3 separate regions of the Homo sapiens genome follow, and regions 2 and 3 are each linked to region 1. Evidence: chromatin contacts called from ENCODE Hi-C or POLR2A ChIA-PET data. All regions are on one chromosome and are shown on one strand. Each heading gives the region's core, a stretch centred on a gene start or an enhancer-like site at or near the end of the contact. The rest is flanking DNA. Distances are from core to core; before and after follow the strand shown. Region 1 overlaps ADPGK-AS1 (ADPGK antisense RNA 1). Region 2 has its middle 81 kb from the start of NEO1. Region 3 has its middle 58 kb from the start of NEO1.

The links. A loop is a pair of places that touch in the nucleus more often than their neighbours do. ChIA-PET counts read pairs that join two places held with the same protein, here RNA polymerase II (POLR2A). Pooled maps may share reads with other maps.
Region 2: a loop to region 1 is called in a map of psoas muscle, with 2.8 times the contacts of the local background. The contact joins two enhancer-like sites. A Hi-C loop is called at or near these places in 3 of 168 maps with a recorded cell type or tissue (colonic mucosa, natural killer cell and psoas muscle) and 5 of 50 pooled maps. POLR2A ChIA-PET finds 5 or more read pairs at or near these places in 1 of 52 experiments (HEK293T).
Region 3: a loop to region 1 is called in a map of aorta, with 3 times the contacts of the local background. The contact joins two enhancer-like sites. A Hi-C loop is called at or near these places in 1 of 168 maps with a recorded cell type or tissue (aorta) and 5 of 50 pooled maps. POLR2A ChIA-PET finds 5 or more read pairs at or near these places in 2 of 52 experiments (HEK293T and activated CD4-positive, alpha-beta T cell).

What each region holds. Positions count from the first base shown.
Region 1 is chr15:72,795,659-72,798,613 of GRCh38, reverse strand. It overlaps ADPGK-AS1 (ADPGK antisense RNA 1), which reads right to left. Exons shown (of 3, transcript NR_040107.1): 3 at 415-610. Among named protein-coding and RNA genes, the nearest start is that of ADPGK, 13 kb to the right of the region's middle. RefSeq lists a silencer at 1,536-1,765. Within about 2 kb of position 1,418, at least 4 of the 41 ENCODE cell types and tissues checked have a DNase peak (open chromatin) inside an H3K27ac peak, as active enhancers do.
Region 2 is chr15:72,970,219-72,973,135 of GRCh38, reverse strand. No RefSeq gene overlaps it. Among named protein-coding and RNA genes, the nearest start is that of NEO1, 81 kb to the left of the region's middle. Within about 2 kb of position 1,560, at least 2 of the 41 ENCODE cell types and tissues checked have a DNase peak (open chromatin) inside an H3K27ac peak, as active enhancers do.
Region 3 is chr15:72,993,389-72,996,240 of GRCh38, reverse strand. No RefSeq gene overlaps it. Among named protein-coding and RNA genes, the nearest start is that of NEO1, 58 kb to the left of the region's middle. Within about 2 kb of position 1,276, at least 8 of the 41 ENCODE cell types and tissues checked have a DNase peak (open chromatin) inside an H3K27ac peak, as active enhancers do.

The sequences.
Region 1 (2,955 bases), core at 169-2,668:
TGGCCAGGAAAAATTGTGAAAGACTTTTGAAATGGGGAGAAAATGTACCCTATGGAATGCAGGCCTGGTGTGCCCTTCCAGGTTATGTCATTCTATGGTAGTCTCCATTTTTCATTGTCTTTGAATCTGTAAACTGTAGAAAACTGAAAATAATACAAATTATTATTGTCCATGGCAATGCAAACAAGTTTTGTCAGGTGGAGATGCAAGTGATCCCCCACCCCCCACCCCACCCCCCGCCAAACACACACACACACACACACACACACACACACACACACACTGTGGATGAAGCCAGTTTTGTATCAATTAACAAACTTATTTCATTATTTCTGATGCCAGTGTGTGTATCTGGCCTTTGTGTTGTCCTTTGAATCAGTTTTTAACTTCATTAACTAATGAGTTAAATAAAATCTTTTACACTTGTTCATTTTTTATTTGTATGACAGGCATGATTTCTCCCTTGAAAAAATAATCATTTAGTGGCACGTGCCTGTGGTCGCAGCTACTGGAGAGGCTGAGGTGGGATGATCACTTGAGCCCGGTAGGTGAGGCTGCAGTGAGTGGTGATTGCGCCACTGCACTCCAGCCTGGGAGACAAAGTGAGACCCTGTCTCGGGGAAAAAAAAAAAAGGATCATTTAACAAACCAGAAAAACAAACAAACAAACCAGAGACAATGAAGACTATGAGGAAGAGATTTGACCAAGGTTAGACGCCTGTTGTAACAAATACAGCACCAATCCCTAACCCTCAAATGTGAGCTTCTGGACTGAATTCCTTGGCTATTGTATTTATACCATCAAGTAACAAGTATTGAAGTCACTTTCTATTTGACTTGACCATTTACCCTACACAAATATATTCTTAATTTAGAAGATGCTTTCCCACAAATATATACACACAGAGACTTACACATGCACAAACACAAACACCTGCGGGCATCCACAGGCCCCCACCCCCCCCACCCCACCCCCCGCTGACACGCTGCACAAACTCCCCCACAGATCCAGAGCTCCCCTCCCCGCCACTGGGACAGCCGCCCTCCCAGTGCCAAGCCTGCTCTTGGTTCCTTCATCTCAGCGGAGCTTAAGATTGGGGATGAGCAAGGCCCCTTCCTGCGGACCCTGGCCTGTGCCACGCAGGGAGAAGAGGTGGCTCCCTCACTTATAATCATTGGCCAGGGGTCAGAGTGGCTCTGGGGTGCGACGCTGAGGGGTTCAAGGGGATGGAGGCCAAGCCCCATCCTCAAAGACTGCCGGTCGTGGAAGAGGCCAGCACACGGGCGGAACTAGGCCCGCTGTGGAGCCACGCCCCCAAGTCCTGGGGTAGTCCGGGAAGGCTGCCCGGAGGCGGTCACCTCAGCGCTGAGGTTTGAAAGCGTGGAGGAAACACTGGGAGCCTGGGAGCCGTACAGCCGCGGCTGGGCCGAGGTGTTTGGTGGAAGGACTGAGCCAGGGCCTCCTAGCACGGATCTGTTAAGTGGATGGCGTTTTTGGTTTTGCGGAAAAACAAATCCCGCGGAATTCAAGGACCTCCCAGGCGCCAGACTTGACCCGCGGGTCGGGAGCAGCGCGGCGCGCAGCCCGTTCGGCACCCACCCCGCGCCGCGGCCGCTCTCGCGGTGGGCTCGCGGCGCCCCCTGCGGGCGCCAAGCCACTCTCCCCACACTGCCACCCCGGGGAGGCGCCGGCGGGAAGAGGCGGGCGGGCGGGGGCTGCGCCCAGCCTTCGGGCCAGGAGGTCCGGTCTTCCGTCCCCACCAGCCCCCGAGGTCGCTGCTGCAGGCCGGCCTTAGTTCTGTGCACCCCCGAGGGCGCCGCGTCCACAGATCCCCATCACCAGGAGATCCCATCCCCATTCTGCAGATGGGGAAACCGAGGTTCAGAGACGGAGCCTGATGCATCCACCGCACGAAGAGGAGTCTGTGGATCCCGCGGCCCACCCTCACCCGAGCTCGTCTCTCTCCGCCTAGGTGTGGCCACAGACTCAATGGCTTGCCGTGCACCCCACGCACCCTCTCTTCTGGTTCTCTCTGGGCCACAGCGTCGCCTGGTTTGGCCTTTCAAGAGCTGTGTGGACGGGAGTGCATGTGGGGTGGGGTTACTCATCCACTTTACAGGAGGGAAATCTGACAACCGCACGGGAGCGCCCTGGGATCTGATAGTTTCACTTGCGTGGTCTATACTAAGGAGACAATTCAGAAACTCAGCAGATTTTGCTGTGTAAGTGCTTCTCCCTAGTTGTTCATAATAGCAAAACTTGTGAATAGTCTAACTCTCTACCGCTTGGTTAAATAAATGGTATTCTACGCAGCCATGAAAAATCATTCTGGGTAAAAAGTTTGGATATATTAAAGACGCCATTCTATTGTTAAGCAAATAAGCAGGTTACAATGCAGCATATACAATAACAAAGTTCCATTTCTGTGAAGACGCATGTGTGTGCACACATTTTTTTAAAACTCTGCAAAGATATACACCAAAAACTTGAATATTAAGATTAAGAGTTATTATAAAATAAGTATTTGTACCTTTCTGCATTTTCTAAATAATATTATACAGTGAATCTGTATTGTTTTGTGTTTGTTTTGTTGTTTTGTTTTGTTTGACAAGGTCTCACTCTGTCACCCACGCTGATCAAGTGCAGTGGTGTGATCAAGCTCACTGCAGCCTTGACCTCCCGCGCTCAAATGATCCTCCCACCTCAGCCTTCTAAGTAGCTGGGACAGCTAATTTTTGTATTTTTGTAGAAACGAGGTTTTGCCCTGTTGCCCAGTTTGGTCTCGAACTCCTGAGCTTAAGCAATTCTCTCATTTTGGGATTAGAAAGGAGCCACCATGCCCAGCTCCCTATTTTATTTTCTGTCTAAAACTTATCAATATCTGATATTTTTCATTTGTTTATTATTTATTTGTTGTGACCTTACCCTGTTAGAATATGAATTCCATGAGAACA
Region 2 (2,917 bases), core at 311-2,810, 170 kb before region 1:
CCCGTCTCTACTAAAAATACAAAAGTTAGCCAGGTGTGGTGGTGTGTGCTTGTAATCCCAACTACTTGGGAGGCTGAGGCAGGAGAATCACTTGAACCCAGGAGATGGGGGTTGCAGTGAGCTGAGATCACACCACTACACTCCAGCCTGGGTGACAGAGCGAGCCTCTGTCTCAAAAAAATAAAAAATAAAATAAATAAATAAAAAAAATTAGTCATATATCCAGAAAGATTCTCAGTAGGACTGAGGGCAGCTCAGGCCCCTTAATAAAAACTATTTGAAATGCAGGGAATTGTGAGAAGGAAAATCAAAGCCTAAGACTGAACCAGCAATTAGATCAGCTCCTGGAATATATTTAAGTCAAATCAATCCATGAGGGAATTTCCGTCACAGCTCACTTTCCCTCTCCTACAGCCCATGGCTGGAATCATAGCCTTTCAATCAGAGCTCACCAGAAATACAGCAATATCCATCTTCTAAAATGCTTCATCATAGTTTTGCAAAGTCCCGGTACATCCCCTCTGCTCTTGTGGATTTATTTACATATTGATTTATTTATTCCTCTCTCTACAGCAGGCTAGCCTCTTGAGATTATACCATTTCATTTACAAAGCCATTGGGGTCATGCATCTGGACAACGAAGCCAAGGGGAAGGCTGTCCTTGGATGTGCTGAGCTACACAGATCAGACTTGTCAGAAACAAGTGTGGGAAGTGGGTGCAAAGAGTCAGCCTCCAGCCTGGGACTCCCATAGTCATCTTACCACAAAAAGAGAGGGCTGGCTTACACCGAAGGGAAGAAAACAGCATGGGAGGTGACAGAAAAAGCAGCAAGGAAGCCCTGGGTGTGACCTCTATGAATCCCTCCAGTTGAGGAGTGGGGTCTCCCTACTGCAATCCCAAATGGTGCAGTGCCCCTATCAGCAGGCAGTTACCTTCATCTCTTTCCAGGGCCTGAACAGTACAGACCCCTCGGGCTCCCCACAGATTACTTCTCAGCCGGAGGAGGCTCCGCTAAGAGAGAAGAGAAAGAAGAAGAAAGAAAAAAGAATGCACAGGAAAAAGGTCTGGAAGAAACTGAGTTGAGGGAGAGAAATCTGTTCCCTGGCAAAGGCCCCAGGCTGCAAGAAAAGCCTTCCAACACTTTTTTATAGATGCCTTTTTTTTTTTTTTTGCTAGGAAAGCTAAAAGCTGGAAAATTCCCTTCGTTCTGATTAGCATTCTTATCACTCTGAGTTTTCCCCCTCTTCTTCCAGTCTCATGAGTGCTTTTCTTTTTAAGAGAAGGATTCGCTGAGACACAGAGATGACATCTTCCGAGTGATCATTAAAGAATTCTCATTGGCATTGTTGGGCACACTCGGGTTGTCAAAGGAGGTGCCCCTTCTTACCAGGTTACTGGTCAAACTACAGAAGCCGAGGGTGCCCGGAACTTGACTTTCAACTTCCTTTTCATGGGGGAGGCTTTGAGACTTCGATGTTTAAAAGGATATGTTTGCGTTTGCGTGGGATGGGTATGTGGATGACAAGCTGTCAGGAGAAAGTCAACAGCAAGGCTGGGCAGCTTTCTGGGCAGGACATGTGTGTTCGTCTTGTGGCTTGAACTTCTAACTGAGGTTTGGAGTTGGAACCAGAGTCTGTCCACTTCTTAAAGGGGCAGTACCCGGAGGGAGAGTATGATTAACTGAACTGTCCTGGCTGAAGCCTCCTAGACCAAAAGCTTCCCTCTGAAGACTGCATTCTTGAACCTGCCACCTCAGGGGTCTGAAGAAAAAGTAAAAAAACGAGCTTCATCTGGGAAAAGTTCAAGATAATATGTCTTGGCAAACATAATGAAAAACACAGACAGTTGCTTTAAGAGAGGGACCCAGAAAGAGGTCAGGTTCTGCTGAGAGAGGCAGAGCAGCAATTAGATGGGAGCTTATGTTGCAGCATGGAGGCAAAGGGGTCAAAGAGAGGGTAGAATACTCTGCATCTGATTTCAGGAAGGGAGCACCACATTGCAGCCGTGCTGAGCTCAGTTATTGGGGAGGAAATGTAGAGGTACAGGGAATCCGAGGGCAGTGAGAGGAGCTGGATTTATGAGGACATATTAAAGAGCTCAGAGCAGTGTATGCTGCTCGGCTGGGCAGAGAGTTGAGGTTTTATGCTAGCAGTGGGCCCAGCCACGTGTAAATGGTGTAGTCAGTGAGAAGGAGGGGAGTTATTTACTCTGATTTGAGGTTTCAGAATTAAGAGTTCTCACTGGAACGCTTAAAATAAAATTTGCAGTCAAAGAGAGAAATACATGCCACTGAATTCCATCAGTTTGTGGAATAAATACTCTTCCTAGGGAAGCATTGGAAAAATCATGTTATGAGATACCTCCAATGACAGAGGAAAGATTAGCACCAAATTTATAAATCATATAACCAGGATCTGCTGAGAAACCGTAACTTTTAATCTTAGGACTTAGGATCAGCTAACTTGAGAAGGAATCTGAGTCATAGAGGGGGTAAAATGGGAGGTGTGATTTCTTCCCACTAAGCAGAATGGGAAGTAATCTCACACTTCTGGCCCCAAACCCTTTCCCAGGCTCATGCTAAAACAATTATTGGAGCCAGAGGAGAGAGAAAAACCTTTTTACCCCAGGATTTAAAATATGCTATTTACCAATAACTTATTTTAAAAATGGGTTATGCAGGGGAAAGAGTTACGAGTACATAACCTGTCTTTTCCCTAGGAGCTATATATTTCAGGGTAACTAAATAGCCCAGTTGATGAAGGAAAGCTCTTTTACAGAAGAGTGCACGCTAATAAGTGAAGAAGGAATGATGGGATTGGAAAATCACCATTCTGCAACCCCTATGGGATGATTGATTCAGGCAAAGACCATCAGTGGTTGTAAGATCAGCTGGTGAGAGGTTAATGGTGAGCTACA
Region 3 (2,852 bases), core at 27-2,526, 200 kb before region 1:
TAAACTCAATCCCTGGGAAGTAGCAGTTTCCCTCTAAGGGAGACAGATATTCCTTTAGCAGTCCCCTCAGTGAGCAGGATACTCTGAGAAAGGGGACAGGCCTGAACAGCCCATTGCCAGGAGATTTTGGGGGTCAGTTCTATTTCAGAAGAGCTGGGCTGAAACTTGACAAGATTAATAGGCATGTTAAAGAAATCTAAACATAGGCTGGAGGAGTGCCACAAAAGTCATCAGCACATGAACACACACACAGACTCTGCTCTTTCCCCTCTCACTCTATGCCATCAGATTCTGGATGAACTTCCATTCGTTTATGCTCAAAGTTGGATGAGAATGCCACAGAAAAAATAGGTTCTGGGGTACATGCAGAAAACGCTACATAACTTGTGGGGCCCAGTACAAAATGAAAATGCAGAATCCCTTGTTCAAAAGTATTAAGAATGTCAAGGTGGTGACAGGAGGACATTAAACCAAGCACAGGGTCCTTCTGAGCATGGGATCTTGTGCGACTGTGCCCAGAGCCTACGTGCACGATTCATATCATTGCATACGTGTATTCATGTGCCAATTCTGGTTTAGGGATCTTCTTTGCATGTAGAATACTCAACTTTCTTGAAAACAGAGCAGTAGAGATGGCCTATAGTGGAAGAAACCAAATAGGATACTCGTGGACCCCTGCCTCTAATAAACTCAGCTATCAACGATTAATTCAGGGTCAAGAATTAAACTAGCAAATAACTACAAGAGAGAAAATATTGACAATTGGTATGTTGTTGGTGAAGAAAAGATGAGTAGCTTTATTTCTTCCCATTATGTTCCAATTACACTCTTTTCCCATGTAAAGAGACACTTACTATGGGAAATCCTTGGGAGAAGGGTCTATTTAGGTTTCACTTCTAACTCCTCCAAGGCACTTAGCACCATGCTTGGCACTCAACTGTCGTTGTTGGATGAAACAATTCAGAAATTGCCAGAATGTCAGGCTTGGGAGAATGAAGGGACAAATGGATACCTAATGCCTCTATTTCTTAAAAAAATAATAAAGTTGAAAATACGGGAAATGTTTCTTTGCTGTGCTCAGGCACAGCAAAGAGAAAGACACAACTGAACCACGTTCAAGCTTCGGTGGAGAAGGGTAAACAAGGGAGAGATTATACGTAATTATACCTAATCATGTTTCAGGGGATAAACAGCAATCAAAGGCAAGGAGGTGCCGAAGCCTGGCCCCTTTCCAGCGGCAGCCCAGAAACCAGCAGGGAAAGCAGGCCCTGGGCAGGAAACACTCCCCAAAGAACTGTTTTCAGTTCGTTAGGGAACGGCCTGTTGCGCTGTTTTGTGTTGTGATTTTACTTTTTCTGCCCAGGGGTGGGGTGGGCAGTTCTGGAGTTCCTTTGGCTGTTCCTTTTGCACTTTGGAGTTGATTTTTTTCATTTGGTAATGGCTGAGGCTAACCCCCACCCCTCAAAACAAAAAAACAACAAAAAAATCAGCTCTCCAAAGGAACACTGAAGCCAAAGCCAAATCATTTGAAATGCTTGGCTAGTACAGAGGAAAAAAAGAATTTCTGAACCAAAGTCTCTCCATTCGTTTAATATGTCATAGCATAGCACATTAAAATGTATTCTCTGCAAAAACAAACACTTACAGACCCAGTTTCTGCACAAGTCAAAGGAAGAGACCAATGAGATTTTGACAACTCAGACCTTAAACACATATTTTGGGGAAAAATTATATTTTATTTGCACATTTTGTGGTCAAATTACCCAAATAATTACACTTTTATCTCTGCTGGTTATTAACCTAAATAGTCAACTATATTTTTTTCTGAGTTTAGGTAAACTAGTGGCATTAACGCTTCAGTAGATACTATCAAGACTAACTTGGGGATCAGGAAAGCCCAAATCTTGAACATTCTACTGGCCTCAGATGGCTATGGCATAGGTCTATGAGGAAACAGCTCCAAGCTCTGCTCAGCATCTGCTCTGCATACCCTACGGCCTCAGAGTCATCGGGGTAATCTTTCCCCTTGTGCTTAAATTAAATGTGTATTTCACACATAATTATAGGGTTCTATGGGACATCCAAGATGGTATCCACCTGAATTAATCGTGTTAAGCTTCTACACAGGTAATTAACCGGGTAGAAATAGCCTGGGGCATCCAAATAACCAAAACCGCTTCAATGTTGGGACACTGAAACATTCTCAGAGGCCTCACAGGGCCGAGCTGCCAGAGACAGCCGTTCTTAAATGTTAGGCTATCCATCAGCGTCACCTGGGAAACTTGTTAAACATGCACAATCTGCCGCTTCACCTTCTGAGAGTCTGATGGGGTGGCCTAGGAAGGGGTCCGTAAATGTGCACACTATAAAGCCACATGGCTTTTGTTGAAGGGGCTCAGGGGCTCAGAGGCTCATGCTTAGAGAAGTATGCTCTACAAACTTGAGCAAGCGTTCACATCACTGGGAAGTTAAAACACAGATGCTGGGCCCCACTCCCTGAGTTTCTGATTCAGAAGGTCTGGGATCAGTCCGGAGAACTGAATTTCTAACAAGCACCCACGTGACATTGCTGCTGCTGGTCCAGACAACACACTTTGAGACCCACTGTTATAGACCCTTAATATTCAAAGAACAGAACCGAGGGCGGCAGCATTGGCATCACGTGGAAGCTTGTTAGAGATGCAGACTCTCAAGCTCCATGTCACATGTTATGAATCAGGATCTACTTTTTACTAAGATCCCCAACTGATTCACATCACATGAACTTCTGAAAACGGTTGATTTAGATTAGCGGTTTGCCACCTTGAATACACATTGAAATCACCTGGGAAGCTTTTGGCAGGTACTGATGC